Linked DNA regions of Homo sapiens: region 2 is linked to region 1. A link is an interaction called in ENCODE POLR2A ChIA-PET data of the cell type or tissue named here. Cell type or tissue: Caco-2. All regions are shown on one strand. Each heading gives the region's core, and the rest is flanking DNA. Links, peaks and the distances in the headings are about the cores only.

Evidence for each region. Peaks named below come from ENCODE experiments on the same cell type or tissue, not always from the same donor. Only the 100,000 strongest peaks of a DNase experiment are listed, where the experiment ranks them.
Region 2: POLR2A ChIA-PET joins it to region 1 with 11 read pairs; 2 of 35 experiments call an interaction of 5 or more read pairs at or near these places.

Annotation. Positions count from the first base shown.
Region 1 is chr17:43,422,825-43,438,221 of GRCh38, reverse strand. No RefSeq gene overlaps it. Among named protein-coding and RNA genes, the nearest start is that of MIR2117HG, 14 kb to the left of the region's middle. In Caco-2, for the core only: a CTCF peak has its summit at 9,473 (motif pointing right); a DNase peak (open chromatin) is centred at 6,781.
Region 2 is chr17:43,600,182-43,615,578 of GRCh38, reverse strand. It overlaps LOC124904008 (a long non-coding RNA gene), which reads right to left and starts at 1,954. Exons shown (of 2, transcript XR_007065763.1): 1 at 1,833-1,954; 2 at 1,384-1,560. In Caco-2, for the core only: no CTCF peak of the experiment used is centred there; no DNase peak of the experiment used is centred there.

The sequences.
Region 1 (15,397 bases), core at 3,746-11,745:
CCATCAATACACTTTTAGAAATTTATCTTGGGGGTGGACAGGGGAGACAAAGATGCACAGATATTACTTGCAGTGATTCTCTGTAATATTAAAAAATGGAAATGAACTAAATATTCAAGGTTAAGAGAATAAAAATTGCAGAGTAGACATACAATGGGATCTTAGTGAGCTCTAAAAAAGAAACCGTGCTATAAGACAGGAGTCAGGAAACACACCCACAAGCCAAATGAATGTCCATCCTGTTTTTGTAAATAAAGTTTTATTGAAACACAGCCACACTCATTTGTTTATGTGTTGTCTATGGCTGTTTTCATGCTAGAACAACAGAGTTGCAACAAACTGTATGGCCCACAAAGCCTGAAACATTTGCTACCTAGACCTTTATAGAAAAAGCTTGCCAACTAATATTCAATATTCTTGCTATAGAAGAATATTTACTAACAAAGGCAAATGTTCATGATATATTGCTAAGTGAAGATAAAAAATCAGGGTTGGGCGCAGTGGTTCACACCTGTAATCCCAGCATTTTGGGAGGCCGAGACAGGAAGATCACTTGAGCCCAGGAGTTTTAGACCACCCCATCTCTACAAAAAATAAAAAATTAGCTGGGTGTGGTGGCCTGTGCTACTTGGGAGGCTGAGGTGGGAAGATAGCTTGAGCCCAGGAGGTGGAGGTTGCAGTGAGCCAAGATCGCACCACTGCACTCCAGCCTGGATGACAGAGCCAGACCCTGTCTCAAAAACAAACAAACAAACAAACAAACAAAAAAACAAAAAAAAAAACACAAGCCATCGCATAATGCCATTTTGTTATGCATAGAAATAAAACTGAAAGAGGCTGGGCATGGTGGCTCCTGCCTGTAATCCCAACATTGTGGGAGGCCGAGGAGGGCGGATGACCCGAGGTCAGGAGTTCAAGACCAGCCTGGCCAACATGGCGAAACCCCTCCTTTACTAAAAATATACAAATGAGTGGGGCATGGTGGTGCATGCCTGTAATCCCAGCTACTTGGGGGGCTGAGGCAGGAGAATCCTTGAACCTAGGAGGTGGAGGTTGCAGTGAGACAAGATCATGTCATTGCACTCCAGCCTGAATGACAGAGCAAGACACTATCTCAAAAATAAATAAATAAATAAATAAGGATGGGCACGGTGGCTCACGCCTGTAATCCCAGGACTTTGGGAGGCTGAAGTGGGCAGATCTCCTGAGTTCGGGAGTTCGAGACAAGCCTGACTAACATGGAGAAACCCCTTCTCTATTAAAGATACAAAATTAGCTGGGTGTGGTGGCGCATGCCTGTAATCCCAGCTACTCAGGAAGCTGAGGCAAGAGAATCACTTGAATCCGGGAGGCGGAGGTTGCAGTGAGCTGAGATGGTGCCATTGTACTCCAGCCTGGGCAACAGAGGGAAACTCTCAAAAAAACACAACAAAACAAAAAACAAAGCATTTTTTTTTTTGAGACGGAGTCTCGCTTTGTCACCCACGCTGGAGTGCAGGGGCGCGATCTCGGCTCACTGCAAGCTCCACCTCCTGGGTTCACGCAATTCTCCTGCCTCAGCCTCCAGAGTAGCTGGGACCACAGGTGCCCGCCACCACGCCCGACTAATTTTTTGTATTTTTAGTAGGGATGGGGTTTCACCGTGTTAGCCAGGATGATCTCAATCTCTTGACCTTGTGATCTGCCCACCTCGGCCTCCCAAAGTGCTGGGATTACAGGCATGAGCCACCACGCCTGGCCCAAAACAAAATATTAATAAAAATATGTAAGCACAGAACAGTGGCCCTCAATCAAGCTTCACTTTAGAATCACCTGGGGAGCTTTTATATAGATGTCAGAACCCCTGGAGGTGCAGCTCAGGAATCTGATTTTTAAAACTCACAAATGCAACACAAAAACTCCAAATGAGTCCAGGAATTTGGCTGCACATTAGAATCACCTAGGGAGTGTTTAAATATCCCAGAGTCCAATCTGGCACCAAGATTGATTAAATCAAAATGTCTATGGCTGGACCCAGGCAATGGTATTTTCTAAAGCTCACCAGGTAATCCTAACTTGTAGCCAAAGTTGAGAACCACTGAATGGAAGGAATTCAGAGGTGATAAGAGGGTAGGCTAGAGCAGCCAAGGAATGTTTCCTCAGGAGATTGGATCTGAGCCATGTCTTCAAGAATAAGCAGAAAGGAAGAAGAAAGGAATTTGAGGGTGAAGAGCAGCATAAAAAAAATTTTGGCTTCGGTGAAAGATTCATAATGAGAAATAAGGTTGGGATCATAGGGTGGGGCCAGATCTTGAGTGGCCCATAATGTCAAGTAAGGGGTTTAACGTATACCTATAAGACAGTCCCAGATCTGGTGGGGTGGCTTACGCCTGTAATCTCAGCACTTTTGGAGGCTGAGATGGGCAGATCACTTGAGGTCAGGTGTCCAAGACCAGCCTGGCCAAAATGGTGAAACCCTGTCTCTCCTAAAAATACAAAAAATTAGCTGGGCATGGTGGTGTGTGCCTGTAATCTCAGCTACTCGGAGGCTAAGGCAGGAGAATCACTTGAAACCCAGAGGTGGAGGTTGCAGTGAGCTGAGATCACGCCACTACATTTCAGCCTGGGTGACAGAGCAATACTCTGTCCCCCCCCACAAAAAAAGACAGTCAACAGAAGATTTTAAGCAAGGAAGCAACTGCTTTGAGATTTGGGGGAAGGTAAATCTGGGAGTAGATATCAAGTGCATAGGGAAAGGCTAAAGCCAAGGGGACCAGATAAAAGATTATTAAAGATTTTCTAGAGTGATTATACCTAGTAATGGAGAGGGTATAGACAGATGAACATTCTCATGTCCATCCCATGTCCATGCTCATGTCCATTATACACTCACCATGCTGGTACAGCCTTTCTGGAAGACAGAGCAGCCACAGCCATTACAGTGCCTTTGTGAGAATTGCAACAAGATACTCCTACCTCCAAACAGACACAACCCCATGCCAAGGTGCGTGGCTTGGCAAGCAAAGTTGCCGCCATCCACCTCCCCTTGACACTGACTCCTGTGTGCACTAGCCCTGCTAAAGAGCAAGTTCACAGAGTTATACAACTGCACATAATCAGCCTCTGCTATGGATCACTAAACATGGAGAATATAGGGATTGTTCTATAAAGGAACAGGCTGACCACAGAGCTATGTGTATCTCAGAAGTGCCCAAGAAACAGCGAGGGTTCTGGAAGAGCTTGGACTCAGGAAACCACATCAAGGGCAAGTATCATTAATCACCTATCCGGTAGATACTCTCCCACCTTGATTCAGAATCCTCCTTTGGTCAGACAGCAACATGACCAGCACCAGGAATGACTCAAGATCGGTCTAAGCCGATCTCGGTCATTGCTGTTCCCTTTGCCAGATATTGATCCAAGGGGATACATAACATAGTTCCAGTTAACAATGCAGAGAGTTGTTTCTGGAAGGATTTGCACCCCCCTAAAAAGAGAGAAGTATGTGAAGTGGAAGCCCTTTTGCTGCCACCAAGATCTGCTTCCCTTGTTTCCTGCTTGGAAGATTGTTGTGCAAAGATGTAATGTTGGAGTTGTGGCAGCTACTTTGCAACAATGAAGAATCTCAGAGATTCTGAGCCAAGAGGATCTCAGATATTCTGACTCAGTTTCCTGACTTTGATGAGCTGCTTAACTAATCCTGGAACAATGTAACTCCAAAGTTCACATTTTGTGAGATAGGTAAACATCTTTACAATTTAAGTCACTAGTCTTTAGATATTGTGTTACTTGCAGTTGAACACCTCTGAACATTCTGAACATTTGCCAATTAATTTGTTCAACAAGTATATAATAGCTTCTACTTAATACTAGGGATTTAAAGATGTGATAAGGTTCTAGGCTGGGCACAGTGGCTTATGCCTGTAATTCCAGCACTTTGGGAGGCCGAGGTGGGCGGATCATGAGGTCAGGAAATTCAAACCAGCCTGGCCAACATAGTGAAACCCCATCTCTACTAAAAATACAAAAATTAGCTGGATGTGGTGCTGGGCGCCTGTAGTCCCAGCTACTTGGGAGGCTGAGGTGGTAGAATCGCTTGAACCCAGGAGGTGGAGGTTGCAGTGAGCCGAGATTGCGCCACTGCACTCCAGCCTGGTGACAGATCAAGAGCAAGACTCTGTCAAAAAAAAAAAAAAAAGGTTCTAAAGGAGAATTTATATTCTAAAGGGGAAGACAGACACAGTTAAACAAACAAACTCATGGGACAAATGCTCTAACAGAGGTATGAACAAATTACTGCAGGATGATGGAAAGCCAGTTGACTTGGCCTGAGAATAAGAGGATATACAGATGGGGTTTTGTTTAGATCTTAAGTGTGAGGGATATTCATGTGAAGACATCTATGATGCTACAAGTAAGAGATCTGAATTAAACTCATAAACTTTGGCAGCAACAGTGCAGAGCTGGTAGTCAAAGTCATGGGAGATGTTAGTATCTCCCTATGTACCATTGGGAATGCTTTCAGCTGCAGGTAGCAGAAAACCCAACTCATAGCAACTCAAAAATGAGAATAGCAGGTTCAGTCCAGGATTGATTCACTTACTGGCTTAACTACCTCAAAGCTCAGGACAGCATCACTGTGACTGACTCTGTTCAACTTCTCCCCAGGCTCAGCTGCAGATGGATTCTACAGCTTCAGGCACCATGTCCTCAAATCTTGTTTAAAGGTATAAAAGGCAGCTTCTCCCCACACATTTGTTTCCTGAAATGCCTCCCATCTAAACTTCTGTTTGTGCTCCATTGGCAAGGAGTATGTCACATGTCTAATCATTTTTTTTTTTTTTTTGACGGAGTCTCAGTCTGTCAGCCAGGCTGGAGTACACTGGCAGAATTTCAGCTCACTGCAAGCATCGCCTCCCAGGTTCAAGCGATTCTCCTGCCTCAGCCTCCCGAGTAGCTGAGGACTACAGGCACGTGTCACCACACCCGGCTAATTTTTGTATTTTTAGTAGAGACAGGGTTTCACTATGTTGGCCAGGCTGGTCTCAAACACCTGACCTCATGATCCAGCCGCGACAGCCTCCCAAAGTACGGGGATTACAGGCGTGAGTCACTGTGCCCAGCCTACGTGTCCACTCTTAAATCATAGGCAAAGATAAATGATTTACCATGATTGTTTGAACCAATCATGATTCATCCTTTGGCACAGAGGAGGGGTCACCCTCCCTGAACAAGAAGAGAGAATGGCTGGGTGCGGTGTATCTTGCCTGTAGTCTCAGCACTTTGTGAAGCCAAGGCAGGCAGATAACCTGAGGTCAGGAGTTCAAGACCAGCCTGGCCAACATGGTGAAACCCTGTCTCTACTAAAAATACAAAAATTAGCCAAACATGGTGGCCTGCGCCTGTAATCCCAGCTATTCGAGAGGCTGAGGCAGGAGAATCACTTGAACCCAGGAGGCAGAGGTTGCTGTGAGCCAAGATAGCCCCAGTGTACTCCAGCCTGGGTGACAGAGCAAGACTTGTCTAAAAAAAAAAAAAAAAGGCCATGTGCAGTGGCTCACACGTGTAATCCTAGCACTTTGGGAGGCTGAGGCGGGCGGATCACCTGAGGTCGGGAGTTCGAGACCACTTTGACCAACATGGAGAAACCCGTCTCTACTAAAAATACAAAATTAGCCAAGCATGGCGGCACATACCTGTAATCCCAACTACTTGGGAGGCTGAGGCAGGAGAATAATTTGAACCTGGAAGGCAGAGGTTGCAGTGAGCCGAGATCGCGCCATTGCACTCCAGTCTGGGAATCAAGAGCAAAACTCCATCTTAAAAAAAAAAAAAGAAGAGAGAATGAGTGTTGAATTGGCAACCAACAGCATGTGTCACTCTCTGAGGGAGCAAAGAGAATAGGAAAAGAACTGAAACAGAGAACTGGGAACATGTCAACATTTTCAGGGTGGGGGAGGAAGTTGGAGATGGAGAAGAAAAGATTAGGAAAGTGAGAGAGGAAGGACTCCCAGAAGACAAGGAAAGAGATTCCAGAAGGAAAAAGTGGCCAACAGCTTCAAACATTACAGAGAGGTCAAATAGATGAGGACCATCCTGGTAAACATTAGTCTTGATGAGTAGGAGGTCAGTCTTGTCCTTGGTAAGGGTTGCCAAGAACATAAAAACATATTGAAAAGGATGTGTGGGAGGTGAAGAAGTGAAGTATGCAGGAAAAGGGGGGAAACAAAATATGCAGCCAGAGAGAGAAGACTTGGAGGGAAGAGCCATGTTGAACACAGAGCCTGCCAGAATCAGAAGTTATTGCTGGACCTGGCTGAAGCTAAGCAGGAAGACAAATCAGCTTCCTCTACTGCATATTCATCAGGGAACCTTCTCGCCAGCTTGAGAGAGCGCATTGAGACAGAAGAGCCCCTCCCACCGGGCTGCACGATTAATTCTCATCTCCCTCGGGGCTTGGCATAAAAGAAGGACTAATCATGCTCTCTCACCGTCTGGGCAATTAGTCTCTCATCAGCTGGCACAAAATGAGGGGTTTGTGACATTTTGTGACAGCACAGCCCCCATCACATCTGGGCTTTAATCTCTTGAATTAGCCAAATCAAGGGTAAGCTTGGAGATGTATTGTGATTCAAACGATAGAATAAATAACCCATTGGCCAGGCTTCACTCCAAGTCTCCCTGCCTTCATGAGTGATGTCTAATTGGAGAAGGCTAAAATGGCAAGGCCGGTGCTACAGATGCCTTGCAGGGAGACAGCAGGGTCAGGGAAGTAAGGTTACAGTAAGAATGTGCCCAGTCGGGATTCCTCCCCTGGGACCGTCCTAGAGCTTCTCTATCTGCTGTCTACCCTGGACCTTTGAGAGCAAAGGGATATATCTCAGGTTGGGCTGGGAAATTCCATGCTTAGCAGATCCTCCTTATACTTGAGAAGGACCAATATGAGAACTCTGCAATCCGACAGTCCCCCTGTGTGTCCCTCTATCCTGACACCAATCACACAGCACTGGAATCCTCCAGGACTCTCTCTGTCCCACAGATTGTTTACTGCTTGAGAGCAAGAACCTGGTTTGCCTTGTTCACTCCACTCTATGCCCAGTGCCCAGACAAGGACTTGCAGAGAGCAGTACTCAAGGAATGCTGGCCATGTGAACAAATGAGCAAATGGATAAAAGAATGAGAGAAAGCAGGGTGCAGAGAACACATTCAGGCCACAAAACACTCTTCAAAGGACATTTCTTCAGCAACTACCATGTGTTCGTGAGCAGAAACTGTGTCAGTGGGACCATGCCTTCCAGTAGGAAGGTAACTAGTTGGGCTCCTTCTCCCGGTCCCCTTTGGATGATGAAGCACCTTCACATCTGGTATTTCATGGGTTATTCACAATTACCTTGATAGGCTGGGAGAGAAGAGGAAATAAACCAAGCAAAATGTCTTTAAACAGATTCATTAGGGACCTTCCTGCCTCTGTCAGGGAAGCTATTAGGGCAGAGAATCCCCTTCCCACTTGGTGCCAGTAGAGTCCCACAACAGGGATTATATTTCCCACTTTGCAGACTAAAAACAAAACAAACTGCCGGGCGCAGTGGCTCATGCCTGTAATCCCAGCACTTTGGGAGGCTGAGGCGGGCGGATCACCTGAGGTCGGGAGTTCGAGACCAGCCTGACCAACATGGAGAAACCCCGTCTCTACTAAAAATACAAAATTAGCCAGGTGTGGTGGCACATGCCTGTAATCCCAGCTACTAGGGAGGCTGAGGCAGGAGAATCGCTTGAACCTGGGAGGCAGAGGTTGCAGTGAGCCGAGTTTGCGCCATTGCACTCCAGCCTGGGCGACAGAGCAAGACTCCATCTCAAAAAAAAAAAAAAAAAAAGTGAAAAATCTCCGTGTGTCTCTATGTGTTGAAATGTTTGTCTCAAGATTTAAAATGCTGTAATATTTAATGATGATCTATGTACCAAAACAGTTTGGAACTTTCAAATGGTGATATAAAAAGTAGATGGACAACTATGCAATTATCAGGAGTGTGTGTTGGCTAGATCAGTGCTTCTCAAACTTACGGACACTCAAAATCATTGGAGAGCTGATTAAAATACAGATTCCAGGAACCTGTCTTCCAAATGTTCTCATTCAATGGGTCTCTGGACTGGCCCAAGAATTTGTCTTTCTAACAAACTCCAGTGTTTTGGTAATGCTACTAGCCTGAGGACCCACACTGAATGACTCTGAGCTAGAAACCTTAGGGAAAATATTACAGCCTTTTTAGGCCATGAAACATTTATGAAAATTTAAACGATAATATAAGACAAAATAATAGTTACCATATCATAATTCTAGTCTTAGTAGAATTGTTTGGTGAACTAGCCTTTATAACCTTAAGCAAAATAAACTTTGAGTGTTGTAATCCTTAGTTATTTAGTCCATGAGTCTTTCAAAAAAGACTATCTGAGAATTTCCATATCTTGTGAAGTTGCACCAAAAGCAAATGTCAACATTGTCACTTCAAAATTTCAGGAAGAGAAAAAACATACACAACATTCATGACGGGTTTCATTCAATCCAATTGCAATAAAGAAAATAAAGAGGCCAGGCACAGTGACTCATGCCTGTAATCCCAGCACTTTGGGAGGCCGAGGCGGGCAGATAACGAGGTCAGATCCAGACCATGCTGGCTAACACAGGGAAACCCCATCTCTACTAAAAATACAAAAAATTAGCCGGCGTGGTGGCGGGTGCCTGTAGTCTCAGCTACTCGGGAGGCTGAGGCAGGAGAATGGCGTGAACCCGGGAGGTGGAGCTTGCAGTGAGCCGAGATTGCTCCACTGCACTCCAGCCTGGGTGACAGAGTGAGACTCCCTCTAAAAAAAAAAAGAAAAGAAAGAAGAAAATGTCAGATAAGTGAGATATCCAAAAAACGTTTTGACCCTCCATTAACCCCAGATGAAAGTGAACTTCTACTTATCAGCTGGGCATGGTGGCTCATGCCTGTAATCCCAGCACTTTAGGAGGCCAAGGCAGGCAGATCACTTGAGGTCAGGAGTTCAAGAACAGCCTGGCCAACATGGCGAAACGCAGTCTCTACAAAAAATACAAAAATTAGCCAGGCGCAGAGGCTGAGGCAGGAGAATCGCTTGAACCCAGAAGGTGAAGATTGCAGTGAGCTGAGATTGTGCCACTGCACTCCAGCCTGGGTGACAAGAGTGAGACTCCATCTCAAAAACTAATAAAATAATAATAACAATAATAATAATAATAGAAAGTGAACTTCTACTTATAACCTAAATGTGCCAAGTAGTGACCGAAGGAACAATTCAGGTGCTGAATGTGCTGAGAAAGTATTATTTCTGCATTAGGACAAGCTTTAGAGATATGACTACTAAATTTTTTAAATAATAAACTTGCAGCAGTAACTAAATCTTTAATAAAATATAAGATTTATTCTTGACTCTGAGAATTTTATTTTATTTTATTTTATTTTTTTGAGACACAGTTTCATTCTGCCACCAGAGTGCAGTGGTGAGATCTCGGCTCACTGCAACCTCCACGTCCCGGGTTCAAGTGATTCTCATGCCTCAACCTCCTCAGTAGCTGGGATTATAGGCGTGCACCATTGCACTTGGCTAATTTTTGTATTATTAGTAGAAGTGGGCTTTCACTATGTTGACCAGGCTGGTCTCGAACTCCTTACCTCAAGTGATCTGCCCACCTTGGCCTCCCAAAGTGCTGGGATTACAGGCATTAGCCACCGTGCCCAGCTGAGAATTTTATTATGTGGTAATGATATTTTTCTTCAGCCTCAGCCAAATATTGATTTAACATTTGTCCAAAACATCCCTTTGGTGTGCCCCCAATCTACTAATTATTGGGCACTGATTGTCCACCAGCCCTGGTGCTGCATGTTGGCTCAGTTAATCTTCAGGTTTTCTCTTTTTCATTTTCTCATTTTCTTTCTTTCTTTTTTTTTTTTTTTTTTTGAGACAGGATCTCTGTCACCCAGGCTGGAGTGCAGTGGTGCAATCATGGCTCACTGCAGCCTCAACCTCCTGGGTTCAAGTGTTCCTCCCATCTCAGCCTCCCAAGTAGCTAAGAATACAGGCACACACCGCCACACCCTGGCTAGTTTTTTATTTTTTGTAGAAACAGGGTCTCACTATTTTGCCAGGGAGGGTCTCAAACTCCTGGACTCAAGCAATCCTCCAGCCAAGGTGATGAGATTATTGGTATGAACCACCGCGCCTGACGAGATTAATATCCCCATTTTATAAATTATACAACTAAGGATCACAGTGATTAGTCCAAGTTCCCCCAGCTAAGGTGGGGAGTCAGAATTCATACCCAGGGCCTTGCTATGTTGCCCAGGCTGAAGTGCAGTGGCTCGAACACAACTCACTGCAGCCTTGACCTTTGTAGCTCAAGCAATCTTCCTGCCTCAGCCTTCTGAGTAGCTGGGACTACAGGCATGCACCACCACACGTGACTAATTTTTGTATTTTTATTTTTTGCAGAGACGGGGTCCCCCTATGTTGCCCAGGCTCCTGCTGATACCTTACTCTACATTCCTAGCCTCTCAGCAGCATCTGCCACACTCTCCTCAATGAGTTGCTTCCCAGCGGCACCCAGATATGCCATGTTTGCAGTTTAGGCTGTGGCAGCAATGAACAGAGCCTGCCTGAGGACCAGCAATGGCTTCCTGTCACCTGAAGGGAAAAGGAAAGGAAATGTGCATGGTTGCTGAACCTGAACCTGAATCGAGAATTCTGCTCCTTTATCAGGCAGCTAGCTGGAGCATGGCCAAGGGTTTCTGGATTCAGGTGGAGAGGCCTCTAATGAGTCCTGGCACTAATGTGTGAGCCCGGGGCTGGGAGTCACTGAACCTTATGGGGCTTCCTCCCAGTCTGTAGAATGGGGATGATTAAGGGAAGACCGCTTGGGCCAGGGATCACGGTGAGGATCACAGTGAGCAGAAGTGAGATTCTGATATTCTTTGGATACTCACACTGGGGCAGGGAGTGGGGGTGGGAAGGGAAGTACAGCATTTTTATTTCTTCCTATCCTGGGGTTATATATGACCATCCTGAGAACAAAAATAATGGGCCGGGCGTGGTGGCTCACGCCTGTAATCCCAGCACTTTGGGAGGCCGAGGTGGGTGGATCACCTGAGGTCAGGAGGTCAAGACCAGCCTGGCCAACATGGCGAAACCCTGTCTCTACTAAAAATACAAAAAATTAGGCAGATATGGTGGCGGGCGCCTATAGTCCCAGCTACTTGGGAGGCTGAGGCAGGAGAATCACTTGAACCCGGGAGGTGGAGGTTGCAGTGAGCCGAGATCGCGCCACTGCACTCTAGCCTGGGAGACAGAGAGAGACTCCATCTCAAAAAATAAAGAAAGAAAGAAAGAAGTAAATAATAAATAAATGAAAAATAGAGCCAGATTTTAATACTGGCTGTGCCACTTACTTATGCTCTGAGAGAACTTGGGTCTCAAAGCCTCAGTTTACTCAACTGTAAATTGGTAAAAACACTTATGTTCAGTGGTTTGCTAGTAAATATTTAACAACTGGCTCTCCAGAAGAAACGCAAATCCTTTCTTTGTAGTGTTCATTGGTTTCCATCATATAAATATTCCCACCATGGCAGCTTTTTTTTTTTTTTTTTTTTTTTGAGATGGGGGTCTCACCATGTTGCCCAGGCTAGTCTTGAACTCCTGGGCTCAAGTGATCCTCCCACCTCAGCCTCCTGAGTAGCTGGGATTACAGGTGCGTGCCACAGCACCCAGCTCACCATCGCAGATTTTAAGTTACCAACATGAAGTCAACCAGCTCATAAAATTCCTGAAAATTCAACATTCAGCTCTCAATATCCAAGATGGTTTGAGCTAAGTCCAGCACACCACTGCTTCTGCTTAGAGTTTAAATGAAACCGTGCGTCTAAGTGCCTTGTCTAGGGGGCTGAGGAAAGCGACTGAAGAGTGACAGATTTGAGTAGCTCTGTCCCATGAGTGTCTTCCACCTCCAGATAGCTATGAGCGTGGACCCCGCCTGGCCCTGGGAAGCTCCATTACCGCTTCTAAATTACTCTTAGCCTCTCCATATCCTGAAGTTGTCATTTCCAAGGGCCACATGCTGTGAGTAAAGACCTTGCTTTATCTCCTTTTACCCCTAAGACTGGACACATTGACCACCTTTCTAGTCATCAGTAGAGAAACTACCTTTAAACCACTAAGCTGGCCAGGTGCGGTGGCTCACGCCTGTAATCCCAGCACTTTGGGAGGCCAAGGGAGAGCTCGAGACCAGCCTGGCCAACATGGTGAAACCCCATCTCTACTGAAAATTTTTAAAAAATTAGCCAGGCGTGGTGGCATACGCCTATAGTCCCAACTACTCGGGAGGCTAAGGCAGGAGAATCGCTTGAACCCAGGAAGTGGAGGTTGCAGTGAGCCGAGATCGAGCAGAGTGAGACTCCGGCTCAAAAGTGAAACGAAACAAACAAACAAAACCGCTAAGCATTTTCTTTTCTTTTTTTTTTTTTTTTTGAGAGACCATTTCTCTTTGTCGCCTAGGCTGGAGTGCAGTGGCACCATCTGGGCTCACTGCAACCTCTGCCTCCCAGGCTCAAGCGATTCTCCTGCTTCAGCCTCCCCAGTAGCTGGGATTACAGGTGCCCGCCACCACGCCCGGCTAATTTTTGTATTTTTAGTAGAGATGGGGTTTCGCCATGTAGACCAGGCTGGTCTCAAACTCCTGACCTCAGGTAATCCTCCTGCCTCGGCTTCCCAAAATGCAGGGATTACAGGCATGAGCCACCGCGTCCAGCACTAAACCACTTAGCTTTGATCCCTTTGTGGGAAAACTCTCCCAGCCACTAAGAGGAAGCTTGCTCAAATCAGCTGTGGGGAGAGGAGAGAGAAGAAAGAGGTGAAAGGCATTAAAATCCATGTGCCAGCCTTCGTGCTGGGTGCCATACAGTGTTACCTCACTTAATTTTCACAGGATCCTCATTTTCAGATCAAACTGAGAGGCAGAGAGTTTAAATAAATGCTCTAATCCCATACACTAGGTGAGCAGGAGATCTGGAATTGACCCAAGGTGCTTCTTTCTCTATACCCACATCTAGAGGGCTGGGGGTGGGGGGAAGAGGAAGAGATAAAGGAAAAAATGATTTCTCAAGAGATTTTGTTCCAACAAAACCTATGATAATATATTCAATCCATCAGAATATATCTTGAGAGTATTTCTGAATAGGACAAAATAGTTCACAGCAAGCCAATAGTTCTTCTGGGAACATCTAAAAAAGCCAGGTAAACTGCAAAAATGATATTTATGAAAGCATCAGAGAGCTGCAGAAGTTCATAAGAGAGACTGACATTACAGGGAAGGGTTCACCTTTCCGAGATGAATGAAGATCTGCAGCTCCTTTTCCCCAGGAGCATTTTCTAACTCTAGATAAGACTCGAGATTGATAATCTGGGTTTGTCCTACACAGAAGGCATTGCTGCTAGGCAGAGAAGCCAGCAGAGCTTCTGACGGTCACACGGGGACTGGAAACACAAAATGGGATACTTGAAGGGTCTCTTTCTCTCACTCTTTCTTTCTCTCTCTCTCTCTTTTTTTTTTTCCTAAGAAATAGGGTCTCATTCTTTCACCCCAGCTGGAGTGCAGTGGCTTGATTATAGCTCAGTGCAACTTTGAAGTCCTGGGCTCAAGCGATCCTCCCACCTTAGCCTCTCGAGTGGCTGGGTCCCATAGGCATGCATCACCACACCTGGCTAATTATTTTTACTTTTTGTAGAGACAGGGTTTCGCTTTGTTGCCCAGGCTGGTCTCGAACTCCTGGGTTCAAGCGATCCTCTCACTTCAGCCTTCCAAAGTGCTAGGACTACCAGCTGGTGCCACCACAACCAGCTAATTAAAAAAAAATTTTTTTTAGAGACAGAATCTCACTATGTTGCCCAGCTGGTCTTGAACTCCTGGGCTCAAGTGATCCTCCCACCTCAGCCTCCCAAAGTGCTGGGATTACAGGCATGAACCACCAAGACCCATCCAGGGGTCTTAAATAGGTAGCCAGATTCCCTCTCATAACATCTGCTGAAGTCTGAAGCTATGCAGGGAGGAAAACTAAAGAGAGAAACTGACAAGTCTCTGAAAAGCAGAGTGGAAATTCTTATGCTTCTCTTGGTGTTGAGGACACAGTCGGCCATGCCCTCAACCGTAAGCTGAGTAGGGTCACAACCTAGGAATGGACTCAAACAGAGATGAACTGAACCTCACCAAATATGTAATACAGCCTGGACTCATAGGAGTTCCTGACTGGATTGAGGGGATTAACCACACTTTGTGTCTTGCAGAGGACTGTGTAAACTGTCTCTGGTGGAAAATAAATATTTTATGGAGCCTCAATAGTGCTTTTGTGTGTATTTTACCAACATTCAGTCAAAAATCGCAATGTGAAAAGACAAAAATATATGACTGATAAATAGAAAACATAAGATGTGGATCCACAGATGATATAGACATCAGAGTTAGACGACAAGGACTTCTAAATAATTATCATTAATATATTCAGAAAATAGAGGAAAAGATGCACATAATATGGAGAATTTCAACAGAGAATTAGAATCTAAAAAAAAATGGTTTTTTGATAACAAAAAAATCCACAAATGTACACTGAAAAATAGGGTATCTGAAATTAAGAAATCAATGGATAAGGCTGGGCGCCATGGCTCATGCCTGTAAGCCCAGCACTTTGGGAGGCTGAGGTGGGCTGATCACCTGAAGTCAGGTGTTCAAGACCAGCCTGGCCAACATGGTGAAACCCCGTCTCTACTAAAAATATAAAAATTAGCCGGGCATGGTGGCGGGTGCCTGTAATCCCAGCTACTGAGGCATGAGAATCACTTGAACCCAGGAGGCGGAGGTTGCAGTGAGCTGAGATTGTGCCACTGCACTCCAGCCTGAGAGAAAGAGCGAAACTCCATCTCAAAAAAAAAAAAGAAAAAGAAAAGAAAGAAAAAAATAAATGGATGAGTTCAACAGGTTGGCTATAGCAGAAGACAGGATAAAGTGTACTAGAATATAGGTCAATATCTCTTTTGGGAAGGAACAAGGTAATTGGAGAAAAATATTCCTAAACACCTCCCCACCCCCCACACACTGTCTTCTTCTCTCTGCCCTATAATTTACATGATTTTTTTTTTTAGGAATAGTTGCAGCAGCTATTGTTGTTATGTTTATGTTGAAATAATTTTAGGTTTACAAAAGAGTTGTAAAGATAGTAGACAGAGTGCCTGTAACACTTTACCCAGTTTCTCCTAGGTGATAAATTTTTAAAAATAGGTATTGTATTCTTCTCTCTTTTTTTTTTTTTTGAGATGGATATTTGCTCTTGTTGCCCAGGCTGGAGTGCAATGGTGCAATCTA
Region 2 (15,397 bases), core at 3,939-11,938, 180 kb before region 1:
TTGACCAAACCCACGGGTCAACCCAGCCAGCTCACTGGTTTGGTGGATGTTCCTAGCACCGAACTAACTAGCTATGGGGCCAAATTAGTCATGCTGGCCTTTGAGTCAATGATCCTGCCTCGACTTGTTTAGACTTTCTGACTGTGACACAGTCCCTCCAGCTCTAGATTTGAAAGAACCAGTAATAGGAAATACTGATTTTGAATTAAAATGAGAAAAATGGCCATTCCTGAAGTCATTTACATCTTAACCCAGGACATTGGCCCACCTTGTCTCAGAGAGCCCTTGCGATCATGCGGCGACACAGGTCTGGGATTGTTACCCCGTTTCACAGATGAGGCAAACCTGGCTGGAGGCAGAGGGGTGGAGTCAGGTGCCTGGGATGGCATAGCCTGCTGGCAGTGGGAACAGAAGCTGGATTTGAACCCAGGCCTCCCAATGCACCGTCCTGTGTACATCCTGCTGCCTGGAGCTGTTCGGTTGGTAACACCGTCTTCGGGGCCCCTGAGCCCCCAGCCACGCGGAGCATCACCACAAAGAACAGGAATGGCTGCGGACCATTTGGCCAGGCGTCTCCCATTTGCTGTGCCTTTTGGCACTGATCTGCAAGGCTACATTAAGCGTTCTTTTCCGAGTTGTTTGTGGGCAGGAGAAGCCATTGAAATTGCAATGAACAGAGGCACCTGGCTCCCCAGGGACAATTTCCGAGTCCATCTCCCCACCTTGTTTATTTGTAAAATGGGAACACAGACACAACTGGTGTATGTTTTCATTAAACCAAGTAGGAGCTTGTGGCATTTCTGTCTGCACTTGAGACATGTTTATACTGCTGAGTCCATTATGAATCTGTTTAATATCCTTCGAATTCTCCGAGTCCTTCCATCCCTGCAGCCAGGAAGTGGGTAATGTGCACACAGGGAAGAAATTTCCAGGCACTCAGACCTTTAGGTAAATGAGGACTCTTTTTTCTTTCTTTTCTTTAAAGAGGGGAAAGCCTGTTGCAAAAAAATTAAATTCTTCCTGTTCAAAATGGTTTTTCCAGTGATCCTTTCCTTGTAGGAAATTGGTTAGGTCCTAGAGAGATGGTGAAGGAGCTACCAGCTAGGGGAGCCTGGGACTAGTGAGAATAGCATCCCTTTGCCCTGGAGAGCCTGGGATGGAGGCATGGAGGTGAGTGACTATCTGGGGGCTGAGAAGGACATCAGGGGATCTGTAGCCAGGAGCTCAAGGTCACCTGAGGGCTGCCTTGGCTACTGGGGGCTCCTGGGAAGCCAGTATCAGACTAATCCTATCGGATTGGGAACAGGCTTCCCACTGGAGTGCTGGCAGGAGTAGCTCCCTGCTTGCTGGCAGAACAGAGAGATATTATTTTAAGGAGAAAAATGAGATTCCTGTTATTGCTTTATTCCTCCTGCAGAAACGTTGGTGCGTCCCAGCCAGGGCCAAGATGAGAGGCAGGTGGTGCCAAGAGAAGGATGAGCTCATCGCATGTGGGGACGTGAGGTGATTCCAGCAAGGCACAGTGTGGAAAAAAAGCTCCATTCTTGGGATCCCAAATCCCTGTCAAAGCAGAACCCTGTGACCCTTCCCTCCCCCACCTCCCTTCTCCATCACTCAGTCCGTCTGCCACCTTCCTTCCCCATCATCTTCTTCCTCCCTCATCTAAGCCCACTCCCATTTAATCTCTCTCTCTTCTTGCATCTTCAACCAAACACTCCTCCTCAGCACCCTTGAGCACCTGTGCAAGTTCTTGTGTGGAGACTGCATGAAGGAAAGAGCCCAGGCTTTGGAGTTGGAGAAACCCGAGTTCAAACCTCAGCCCTACCACTTACTGGCTGTGAGACAGGGGTCTTCTCCTCTCTGCTGTCTCATGTTATCATATGATCTTGCAGCTAGATGAGAAAGAAAATAGGAAAATATCTAGCACATACTAGATGTTCCCTTAATATTTCTTCCTCCCGGCCGGGCGCGGTGGCTCACGCCTGTAATGCCAGCACTTTGGGAGGCCGAAGCGGGCAGATCAGGAGGTCAGGAGATCGACACCATCCTGGCTAACACGGTAAAACCCGGTCTCTACTAAAAATACAAAAAAATGAGCCGGGCACGGTGGCAGGTGCCTGTAGTCCCAGCTACTCAGGAGGCTGAGGCAGGAGAATGGTGGGAACCCGGGAGGTGGAGCTTGCAGTGAGCCGAGATCACGCCACTGCACTCCAGCCTGGGCGACACAGCGAGACTCCGTCTCGGAAAAAAAAATAATTTCTTCCTCCCTTCCTTCCTGTGGAAGCAAAGGCTATAGTATAATTAAGAAATTGTTGGGCTGGGCATGGGGGCTCATGCATGTAATCCCAGCACTTTGGGAGGCTGGGGCAGGAGGATCACTTGAGCACAGGAGGTTAAGACTTAAGACTGCAGTAAACCAAGTTTGCACCACTGCACTCCAGCCTGGGCGACAGAGCAAGAGCAAGACCATCTAAAAAAGACAAAAAAAAAAAAAAAAAAAGCAATTGTGAGACTTTGAGATCTACAAATGTCAAATTCCTGCAGGACTCTGGAAAATATGGGTCACAGGTTATTTCTTGGACTCATCATCAGATTCCTGGCAATGGTCTAGGGATGACACAAGTCACTGTGAATGGAACCTGGCATGATGAAGAAGGGTTCCAGAGAGTTAGGGGGAACTTTCCTGGTCTTGGCCAAGAAAGAAATGTCATGGCCAGGAGCCCAGGTCAGAGAGGGCAGGAGATAAGATGATGTGGGTTGGAGGGAAGTAGCCTGAAGTTTGCGGATCAAGAAGCTCCATAAAAGTGGCCATGAAATCGGAATAGTTGGAAATTCTGAAAGGTGAGAGTGAAAAGGTGCAGAGTCCATGGGGTGAGTCACCTTTGGTAGGACACAGAGCTCTAACTGGCACTTCGGCTGCCTCAGGCAAGGGTCTGAAACACACCCTCAAACCAACTTTGGTTTTCCATCTAGGAATCATGAAGGAGGTGTTATTAACCACAGGCCTTCTGGAAGCTTCCTATGGAAGGGCCAAATCCCTTTGTTTCTGTGTCATGCAGGGGTGCATGTGCTGTCAAAATGTTAAAAATGTCACAACAGTTTCACTTTCATCACTTTCCGCAATTATTGTTTTAAATTCCATATCCTCTAAATTTCCAGCCCCCTGGGCAAAGCCCAATCACACTGCCCTGGGTAATGGCCATGATGGGGCGAGGTATCTCTGTGATGGAAACTTGATTGCTTTCTGCTTCATTTCTTGGGTTCTATTTTGCCGTTGACTACTCTTTGTAGTTTACGATTTTTAAAAACTCCATCCTGTCTCCATTTTGCTAAGGAAAATCAAGAAAAGGGATTTGGGTCCACACGTTGGTGAATGGGAGATAAAAGGTAGGCAAGGGGTGTTTAGGTGCCAGAGCAGGGGCAGCAAAGGGATGACAAGTGAGGGACTTTATGTGAGTTGAGATACAGGCTAAGATGCTGGAAGAAACAAAAATATAACACAGAAGAGAATTTTATTTTTCTCTCACTTTAGGGACCAGGGTTGGGCAGGCAACCAGGGCAAACACCAGGAGCTTGTGTGAACACCCAGATTCCTTCTGCTGTGTTACTCCGTCATCCTGGAGTGTTGTCCTTGTCTTCATGGCTGAAGCTACCTCACCATCCATGTGAGCCCACATTCCAGCCCAAGGCAAGGAGGACAGAGGAAGGGAGGACATGCAGCTTCCTCATACCAACTGTCATCAGGAGGTGCCTGTGGCATTTGTGCATCATCCCATTGGCCACAGCTTAGTCACATGATCACATCTAGCTGCAAAGGAGGCTGGGAAATGTGGCCCCTAGTGGGCACCACATGCCTAACTAAAACCTGGAGTGTTCTATTACTAAAAGAAAGAAAGGGGCAATGGGCAATGGGGACAATTGTCTCTTTCTGCCATAAACCCAGGAGGAAAGGGCTATCAGGACCACAAGTGGCACTCAGGGACCAGCAGCCACTCTTCTAGAGTTTCTCACTGGAGGAACATAAGAGGTTCTGGGTTTTGTTTCAGGGAAGCTGTGGTAGATTGTTCTTCAGCTCTTCATGTGACTTACCTTGTGACCTTGGAGCAGGAGAGTGGGTGGAATATATTTCCCTACCCAGCAGCATTGGGCTTGGCCATGTGACCAGTTTGGGCCAATGGGATGTGAGAAGCAACAGCATGCCAGTTCCAAGGTAAAGCCTGAAGTGGCACCATGTTTCCACTCCTGCCATTCACCATGAGAAGGGCACATGCCAAACAGCAACTTGCCCAAGAAAGGGAAGAAACACACGGAGCATACCTAAGGTTAAGCCCAGAGCCAAGTATAGCTCAGCCCCAGCAGAGCCAGCCTTATGAGTGGCGACTCCCCACTCACAGACTCATGAGTGGGGAAAATATGTGAATAAACACTGGTTGATGTAAGCCAGTGTTCTGGGAGGGCTTGTCATGGAGCATTATTGCAGTAAAACTGGCTAGTACGGTGGTTCTGACACCCTGCTAAACCTCGATCCTGTCCCCAACCTTCCTTCTGTCCTCCTTTTTCAGTTCTTCACTCATGCAGGCCAGGTGCAGTGGCTCATGCCTGTAATCACAGCACTTTGGGAAGCCGAGGCAGGTGGATAATTTCAGGCCAGGAGTTCAAGACCTGTCTGGCCAACATGGCAAAACCCCGTCTCTATAAAAATGCAAAAATTTGGCTGGGCGTGGTGGCTCATGCCTGTAATCCCAGCACTTTGGGAGGCTGAGGCGGACAGATTGCTTGACGCCAGGAGTTCAAGTCCAGCCTGGCCAACATGGTGAAACCCCATCTCTACTAAACTTACAAAAATTAGCTGGGTGTGGTGGTGCACGCCTGTAATCCCAGCTATGTTGGGAAGCTGAGGCACAAGAATCACTTAAACCTGGGAGGTGGAGGTTGCAGTGAGCTCAGATCATGCCACTGCACTCCAGCCTGGGTGACAGAGTGAGACTGTCTCAAACATATACAATATTCTAGAATACAATACTCTAGAATACACTACAGTACAATACAATACATAAAACCCACTCATGAAGTCAACGGTCATTTACAAGACACCTGTTATATGCCAGGCACTGATCTAGGTCCTGGGACTAAAGAAACCTTAAGGCATTTCCAGTCTAGGGGGAGGGACAGACATGGAAATACATAATAACACTCTAACACAGCAATAATGGAGCATTATTGCAGTAAAACTCCAAGTGCTGGAACCAGGGTCTGTGCAAGCTGCTGGAGGACGGGGAAGCTTAGCACAGGGCTACACAGAACAAAGAACCAAATCAGCTTTCCTTTGTTTTCTTTTGTTCCCAGCCAGCCCTCCTACCCATCCAGAAACTTGAGCCTGGTCCGGAGTGAGTGCTGGAGTCCAGGAAGTGCTATGGAAGCAGCTGTGAATCAGTTACTGCTCTTTCACAATAACAACCAATGCTTATTGGGCATTTACTAGGTGCCTTCCAGACAGGAAAGGCACATGCCCTGCCCTCAAGGAGATCAGAGTCTCCTCGGGAAGACATTCAGGAGACAAAGTGGTGAGACCTACCCAATAAACAGACAGTTTTTTTGGATAAACATAGATATTGCCCCTTCTGGTCTTAAAGCTTGAAACTTACATTTGTTTTTATCTGAGTTCCTTCCTCAGGAAAAGAAGTTCAGGCCTCTAAAAAAAAAAAAAAAAAGTATCAAAGAACTGAAACTCACCAGATCGCCACATCCGGACATTGAGATAGATGCCCATTCCTTATTCATTATGATTGCTTCCTTGCCCCTCCCTAGTTCCTGTTATCTTGAACATTGTTACATTTCTTCCCTGCTATATAAACCCCTAGTTTTAGTCCACTGGGGAGATGGATTTGAGACTGAGCTCCCAACTTCTCAGCTGTAGGACCCGATTACAGTCTTCTTCCTTGACAATATTTGTCATCTCAGTCATCATTAGCTTTCTATGTGGCGAACAGCAGGACCTAGACCAAATGCCTAGTGTTTTGGTAACAGTGGCACTTCTCTCTGCAATGGCACCAGGACTGATGGCATGGAGTTCTGACTCTGTGGCCTTGGGCAATTCATTTAGCCTTTTTTTTTTTTTTTTTTTTGAGACACAGTCTCACTCTGTCACCCAGGCTAGAGTGCAGTGGCACGATCTCAGCTCACTGTAACCTCTGCCTCCCGGGTTCAAGTGATTCTTCTACCTCAGCCTCCTGAGTAGCTGGGACTGCAGGCGTGCGCCACCACGCCTGGCTACCTTTTTTTGTATTTTTAGTAGAGATGGGGTTTCACCATGCAGGCCAGGCTGGTCTCAAACTCCTGATCTCAGCTGATCCTTGGCCTCCTAAAGTGCTGGGATTACGGCCTGAGCCACTGCACCAGGCTTTTTCTTTTGTTTTGTTTTCTTTTTTTTTTTGAGACAGAGTCTTGCTCTGCCACCCAGGCTGGCGTGATCTCAGCTCACTGCAACCTCCACCTCCCAGGTTCAAGAAATTCTTGTTCCTCAGCCTCCTGAGTAGCTGGGACTACAGGTGCACACCACCACACCTGGCTAATTTTTGTATTTTTATAGAGATGGGGTTTCACCATGTTGGCTGGGCTGGTCTTGAACTCCTGGCTTCAAGTGATCTGCCCACTTCCACCTCCCAAAGTGCTGGGATTACAGGTGTGAGCCACTGTGCCCGGCCTATTTAGCCTTTCTGTGTCTTAGTTTCTGCCTCAACAGAAAGGTGATGTGGCCCCAAATATCCATCCTCCTCTTCTTCCATTAACGACAGACTAGAATTTCAGCTGAGCATATGGCTGCCCAAGAGAGACTATATTTCCCAGCCTTGCTTGCAGTTAGATTTGGTCATGTTGAGGTAGGAGGTGGGACTTGACTCCAGAGATGGGGCTCAGCAATGAATCAGACTGAGTAATAGCTAAAACAGGGAAGGAGGGGAAAGCACCTCTCTTTAAGACATGGCCTCCACTGTGCCATGTTACTTTGCCATTGCCATGGCAACACCCAGAAGTTACTGTCCCTTTCCATGGTAACAACCTGACAACTTAGAAGTTACCACCCATTTTTCAGAAATTTCTGCATACATACTCTGCCCCTTAATTTGCATATGACTAAGGTGGGTATAAATATGACTGCAGAACTGCCTCTGAGCTGCCACTCTGGGCACACTGCCTATGAGGTAGCCATACTCCGCAAGGAGCAGTCTCTCTGCTGCTGCTGTACACCACCACTTCAATAAAAGTTGCTATCCAAGGCTGGGTGTGGTGGCTCATGCCTGTAAATCTCAGCACTTTGGGAGGCCGAGGTGGGTGGATCACCTGAGGTCAGGAGTTCGAGACCAGCCTGGCCAACATGGTGAAACCCTATCTCTACTAAAAATACAAAAAATTGGTCTGGCACGGTGGCTCATGCCTGTAATCCCAGCACTTTGGGAGGCCGAGATGGGTGGATCCCCTGAGACTGGGGGTTCAAAACCAGCCTGACCAGCATGGAGAAACCCCGTCTCTATTAAAAATACAAAATTGGCCGGGTGCGGTGGCTGACACCTGTAATCCCAGCACTTTGGGAGGCCGAGGCGGGCGGATCACGAGGTCAGGAGATTGAGACCATCCTGACTAATATGGTGAAACCCTGTCTCTATTAAAAATACAAAAAAAAAAAAATTAGTCTGGTGTGGTGGTGGGCGCCTGTGGTCCCAGCTACTCGGGAGGCTGAGGCAGGAGAATGACGTGAACCCGGGAGGCGGAGCTTGCAGTGAGCCGAGATCACACCACTGCACTCCAGCCTCGGCCATAGAGCGAGATTTCATTTCAAAAAAAAAAAAAAAAAATTTTAGCCAGGTGTGGTGGCACACACCTGTAATCCCAGCTACTCTGGAGGCTGAGGCAGGAGAATAGTTTGAACCCAGGAGGCAGAGGTTTCAGTGAGCCGAGATCGCGCCATTGCACTCCAGCCTGGGCAACAAGAGCGAAACTCTGTCTCCAATATATATATATAGTTTGTTTGTTTGTTTTTTGTTTTTGAGAAAGAGTTTCATTCTTATTGCCCAGGCTGGAGAGCAATGGCACGATCTCAGCTCACTGCAACCTCTGCCTCCTGGGTTCAAGCGATTCTCCTGCCTCAACTTCCCAAGTAGCCAGGATTACAGGCATGCGCCATCACATCTGGTTAATTTTTTTTTTGTATTTTTAGTAGAGATGGGGTTTCACCATGTTGGTCAGGCTGGTTTTGAACTCCTGACCTCAGGTGATCCGCCCACCTCAGCCTCCCAAAGTGCTGGGATTATAGGTGTGAGCCACCGTGCCCGACCCAAAATATATACATATATATTATACAAAAAATTAGCCGGGCATAGTGGCGTGCACCTGTAGTCCCAGCTACTCGGGAGGCTGAGGCAGGAGAATTGCTTAAACCCAGGAGGCAGAGGTTGCAGTGAGCTGAGATTGCGCCATTGCATGCCAGCCTGGATGACAGAGCAAGACTCCGTCTCAAAAATAAAAAAAATTTTAAAAAGTTGCTATCCTACACCACTGGCTCACCCTTGAATTCTTTCTTGGGTGAAGCTAAGCACCCGCCTGGTCTAAGCCCCAATTTGGGGGCTCACCTGTCCTGCATTTTTATGGTGAATATAAAATTGGGGTGGGGGTGGGGCTGGCGTGAGGGATCAAGTTTGTGACTTGAACTTCCTGCTGACACCAAAGAAGGGAACTCCTGGGATTTGCTTTTTTTTTTTTTTTTTGAGACAGAGTCTCGCTCTGTCGCCAAGGCTGGAGTGCGTGGCATGATCTCAGCTCACTGCAACCTCCGCCTCCCAGATTCAAGCAATTCTCCTGCCTCAGCCTCCTGAATAGCTGGGACTACACGCACGCGCCACCATGCCCAGCTAATTTTTGTATTTTTAGTAGAGACGGGGTTTCACCATGTTGGCCAGGATGGTCTCAATCTCACGAGCTTGTGATCCGCCCACCTCGGCCTCCCAAAGTGCTGGAATTACAGGTGTGAGCCACAGTGCCTGGCCGGGATTTCTTTGTTTTGTGATTGGGTCTCCCTATGTTGCCCAGGCTGGATTCGAACTCCTTGGCTCAAGCAATCCTCAGCCTCCAGTGTACCACCATGCTAACTTTCCTGGGCTTTTTCAGCTAGCCAGACATGGGCACAAAGTGAAGAGAGAGGGTAGGGCTTAAAAGCTGTCAGCAGTCGCCGAGCGTGGTGGCTCACGCCTGTAATCCCAGCACTTTGGGAGGCCGAGGTGAGTGGATCACGAGGTCAGGAGTTCAAGACCAGCCTGGCCAAGATGGTGAAACCCTGTCTCTACTAAAAATACGAAAAAATTAGCCAGGCGCTGTGGCAGGTGCCTGTAATCCCAATTACTCAGGAGGCTGAGGCAGGAGAATCGCTTGAACTCAGGGGGTGGAGGTTGCGGTGAGCCGAGATCGTGCCACTGCACTCTAGCCTGGGTGACAGAGTGAGACTCCATCTCAGAAAAAACAAAAAAAACAAAAAACTGTCCGCAGACAAATATAAAAAATAGTCAGACCTTTTCCTACACCCTTCTTTTATCCTTGCTTGGGAATACAGAAGTGGTGGAGAGCTGTCTTGGGCCATGCAGACAAAGGCAATGCTCTAAGGCTGGCTGAGCAAAAGAAAGAAGGAGCCTGGGTCCCCATCACTCTGGAGCCACCATATTAATCCTAGGAGCTTGACTGTGAGATGGGAGAGTTGTTAGCAGGAGTAAGTGATACAGTACTTGGCCTATTACAGAGGCTCAAAAGATAGTCCCACCCACTTGCTACCACGTTGTAGAAAATCCTACTTTCAAAAAGTGAAAGAGCTTACTATTTAAGTAGATTCTGCTATGATTAGGTAGAGATTGCTTCACTAATCATTCCTAAATTCCAAATACCTGAAAGTTCAAACGGCAGAAAATCAGAGGCTTGCCTGACAGTACAGCCTGCCCCCCAAAGCAGAACCTTCTCTACCACTTCCCTGACAGGGCATCAGCTTCTGCTTGGATACAACCAGTGACAGGGAGCTCACTATCTACCTAGGCAGTCCTTTCCATTATTGGGCAGTTCTAACTGACACACCAGCTGAATAGGCCTCCCTGCCATTTCTCACTCATGAGTTCTCCCCTCTATGTCCACAATCCACATGCAATTCAACAGCCGCCCCTTCTTAATAAAGAGCATGTCTGTCCTCTGTCCTCCCCTCCCACCTCGTATTCCCTCCTCCTCCCCTGTGGTAGGCAGCCTCTAAGGTGGCTTCCAAGGAGCCCCACCTCTCGTACCCCCTCCTCTTGAGTGTCAGCTGGACATAGTGACAAACAGAACAGGGTAAGAGTGGTGGGCTGTCACTTCCAAGATTAGGTGACCAAAAGTCTGTGACTTCCATCTTGCTTGCTCTTTCTTCCTGTCCCTCAGAGCCGTCACTCTGGGGGAAGCCAACTGTCATGTCGAGCTGCCTAGCACAGGGCAGGAACTAATGTCTCTGGTCAACAGCCATGAGAATGAGCTTTGAAGCGAATCCTCCTCCCCTGAACCACAGCCCTGACCAAAGCCCTGACTGCAGCCTTGTGAGACCCTGAGCAGAGCACTCATACCAGATTCCTGACCCACAGGCACTGTGAGATAATACGTGTATGGTTTCTTAAGCCAGCAAGTTTGGGGATAACCTGTTACACAGCAATTAATAACTAATACACAGCTCAGCATCTCAGTTCCTTCAGCCTCCATTTATTTCCAGACCCTTCTGTAAGAATTAAAGAAAGAGGAAGGAAACATGAAAGGTGGCTCACCAGTCAAGACAGGTTTATTTTAGAGAAAACAAACATGAGAGGAGCTTCTGGCTGAGTTAGGTGGGAGGCACACTCTCTTACAGACTAAGAGTTTTTAAGGATTCAGGGTGGGAGAGTTTATCAGAGGCTTGGAATGCTTCTGTGTCTTGTTGTTGTGCTTATCTGGGAGGGAGAGTTGTGTGTCTGTTCCCATACATCTTTGTGCAGCTGCAGGCATACCCCTGAGTCTGCTTTTAGCTTCCCTGTCTTAGTGCACCTGAAGGGAAAGGAATGTGCTTATTAAGGCCCACTATTTTACTGGGGCCTTATTGTATGAGGGGAAAGTTTGGCAGTTACCCAAGAGACTTTCCCCCACCTCCCTTTGTGCCCAAGCTGTCTTATCTGTTTTACTGTCTGCTCTTTCTGGCTGTTTGTAGTTAGAAAAGAAGTGATTTCCCTGAAATGCATGAGGCTAGAAAGGCAGCTGGAACTTAAAGTGACGGTGTCTGTCTGAGATGACGGTGCTCCTGCTCTGTCACCTTCCCCATCCTTTCTCTGTATATACTCCAATATATCAGTGTCCTTCCTAAAATATGGGTCCTAGAATGGGTCAGAACACTCTAGATGTGGTTGTGCAGTGGGACTGTTTCCCCCTGTGTGATGGACACTGTCCCTGATTCCTGCCCAAGATGCCATTAGTATTTTAACGGATGTATCTCACAGACAATTTTCTTTTGATCTTGTGGTTGACTAAAACCCCTAGGTCTATGCCCCATGAACTGTAAGGAAAGCCTAGTCACCCACCATTGCATAATTGTGCCACTGATTTTTTTTTCTTTTTTTTTTTTTTAGACAGAGTCTCTCTCTGTTACCCAGGCTGGAGTGCAGTGGCGCCATCTCGGCTCACTGCAACCTCCGCCTCCCAGGTTCAAGCAATCCTCCTGCCTCAGCCTCCCCAGTAGCTGGGACTACAGGTGTGCACCACCATACCTAGCTAATTTTTGTATTTTTAGTAGAGACAGGGTTTCACCATGTTGGCCAGGCTGGTCTCAAACTCTTGGCCTCAAGTGATCCTCCTGCTTTGGCCTCCCAAAATGTTGGGATTACAGGTGTGAGCCACCTTGCCCAGCGGAGACACTGATTTTCAAAACCCAAATGTAGGACTTTACAGTAGCTCTAGAAAACAGTCATTCTGCCTGCCCTGGCCAAGTGAGGACCCTGCAGACTTTATTTTGCATTTGCTGTATTCATTTACTCTCCCAGCTCTGAGCCATCTGCATATGTGGTCAAGCATCCACCCAGCCCTGAACCATCTTGTTGACTAAAATGATGAGCAAATACAGAAGCTGCTCTCAAGGGTCCCAAAAGGAAGGCAGGAACCCCACACTGATGGAGACTCATTAAATGCCAATCTTTGCCTGGTCCTTTTACATAGGACACCTCACCTCATTCTCCTATAACCCTACAGAGTAGTCACTATTTGCAGATAGACTGAGGCTCAGAGAGGAGAAATAATTTTCATTTATTCCAAGGAAATAATTTTTAAAAAGAAAAAAGCCAGCCAGGTGCAGTGGCTCACACCTGTAATCCTAGCACTTTGGGAGGTCAAGGGGGCAGATCACTTGAGGTCAGGAGTTCAAGACCAGCCTGACCAACATGGCGAAACCTGGTCTCTACTAAAAATACAAAAATTAGCTGAGCATGGTGGCGCGTGCCTGTAATCCCAGCTACTTGGAAGGCTGAGGCAGGAGAATCACTTGAACCTGGGAGTCAGAGGTTGTAGTGAGCCAAGATCACAACACTGCACTCCAGCCTGGGCGACAGAGTGAGACTCCATCTCAAAAACAGAAAAGAAAGGAAAGGAAGGGAAGGGAAGGGAAGGGAAGGGAGGGGAGGGGAGGGGAGGGGAGGGGAGGGGAGGGGAGGGGAGGGGAGGGGAGGGGAGGGGAGGGGAGGGGAAGGGAGGGAAGGGAAGGGAAGGGAAGGGAAGGGAAGGGAAGGGAAGGGAAGGGAAGGGAAAAAGCTGGAGGTGGGGTGCAGTGGCTCATGCCTGTAATCCCAGCACTTTGAGGGGCTGAGGCGGGTGGATCACCTGAGGTCTGGAGTTTGAGACCAGCCTGACCAACATGGAGAAACTTCATCTCTACTAAACATACAAAATTAGCTGGGCGTGATGGCGCATGCCTGTAATCCCAGCTACTTGGGAAGCTGAGGCAGGAGAATCGCTTGAATCCGGGAGGCAGAGGTTGTGGTGAACCGAGATCATGCCATTGTACTACAGCCTGGGCAACAAGAGCAAAACTCTGTATCAAAAAAAAAAAGAAGAGGGCCCAGCGCGGTGGCTCACGCCTGTAATCCCAGCACTTTGGGAGGCTGAGGCGGGCAGATCACGAGGTCAGGAGATTGAGACCATCCTGGCTAACACGGTGAAACCCCGTCTCCACTAAAAATATAAAAAATTGGGAGGCTGAGGCAGGAGAATGGCATGAACCCGGGAGGCAGAGCTTGCAGTGAGCCAAGATCGTGCCACTGCACTCCAGTCTGGGCAACAGAGTGAGACTCCGTCTCAAAAAAAAAAGAAAAGAAAAGAAAAAAAAAGCTGGAATCAAAATGTAATTCATCATTGTGATAGTTATAATAATCAGACAAAACCTAAAACACATTTGTGATCTGGGCAAATAATTTATCCACTCTGAGCCTCAGTTTCTTCATCTTTAAAATAATATCCATCTCACAGGGTTTGGAGAAAGACTTGATGAGAGCCCGTCTGTGGCACATCTGGTACAATGCCCTGCACAGAGTAAGCCAGCAATCAGTAGAAGGCATTTGTAACTAACTTAACTTGCATAAAACAAGTGGTTAAATCAGAGGGAGAGAATACCATCATAGTGGCGTAGTTGAGAGAGCTCAGGCTTAAAGTCTAGCTCGGCTACTCACTCATTGTGTAAACTTGGACCAAGTGCCTACCCAGCTCACAGGGTAATCGTGAGGAGGCAGGCGGAGTAATGTGAAATGCAGGGCAAATGTTGGTTCTTCTCATTACTGGACTTCTAGGTTGTTGGTGATTAGTGTCACTACCATACCAGTGGACACCTTCTTGCCTGTAGTGCTTTTCTTCTTTTGAATTATTTTCTTGGGACAAATTCAAAATCCTTTCTCCAACGCTTTCTGTAGTTGTCAGATCCAAGAAAAGCAGGTAGTAGTAAATCCTGCAGCAGCTCAGGCTCAGGACCAAGTTGTTACTGCTCCCCTGCCAGGAGCGGCCTGCAGTGGGTGACCCGCAGCTGCTAGTTCTAGCTAAGGCCCATGTGCCAGGTATGACATCATCGGGAAGGACAGGTTCTCAGCAGTGGGGACGGGAGGGGTGGGGGTAGCAGGAGACTTTTGATTCTCTTGGGACTGCTGCATCATCCTGAGGGAGAGGAGAACTGGTACAAATGCAGAATGCCAGGATTGCCCAGTGGTCCTTTGAGGACAGTCCAGAAAATTCCCAGGGAGTGTATGTATCACATCTCAGAGTAGAGCTAGAGGGGCCTGAGTGTTAGGGGTGGGGGCCTCAGCCCTGGAATCTGTGGCGTGAGAGGAAGTACACCGATGAGAGTGGTTAAAAAAAAGTGAGAACCAAAAAAAGAGATAGGATCCAAAATGGGGGCTCTCCACTGCATGAGTTTTGGGAGATCCTGAAGTCCCAGAATTGTATGCAGTATTTTGTGTGTATAATCCAGACATCAGCCAAGATATCCAACTTTTTTTTTTTTTTTAAGTAAGGGTCTCATTCTGTCACCCAAGCTGGATTGCAGTGGTGCAACCATAGCTCACTGCAGCTTTGAACTCCTGGGCTCAAGCAATCATCTCGCCTCAGCCTCTTGAATATCTGGGACTAGAGGCATGTGCCACCACACCTGGCTAATTTTTTTTTTTTTAATTTTCATAGAAATGGGGTCTCCTTATGTTGCCCAGGCTGTTCTCAAACTCCTGGCCTCAAGTGATTGATCCTTTCCCCTCGATCTCCCAAAGTGCTGGGATTACAAGCATGAGCCACCACACCTGATCCTTTGAGTTCAAATAAAATCAGCATCTACTCCATCCCACATGCACCCCACTCTCAGGCCCCCCAGGGATTCTGGGAACTGGCTAATGACTTCCTGGTTATCACTGGCTCTACAATCTTCCAAGGTAATTCAGTCTGTGAATCATCTTGTCATCTTGCAGGTACTACTCGTGTTCTGTTCTCTTCTCCATGACTCCCTTGCGAAAAAAAAAAAAATCACTCATATACAAGTGTGTTGCAGATTTGGCTAGATGTTCAAGGATCAGTAAGACAGAGTAGATGTTCATGTTACATTTGTGTGTGTGTGTGTGTGTGTGTGAGTGTGTGTGTTTGTTTGTTTTTCCTGCCTAGTGTCCCTTTCACTATCTGGTAAAAACAGAGAACTGCCTTTCCCCAATTCCATGTTTCTGGAAGTTCTGCCATCTATGATATCCCAGCCCACCCAGCCACAGGTGTTACTAGGCTGGTGTGCAGTAGGTCTAGAGTTATTGGGGCCATCTTCTCAACTGTAGGGAAGAGGCCTCTTTACGGGGAAAGAGACTGAAGCCAAGGT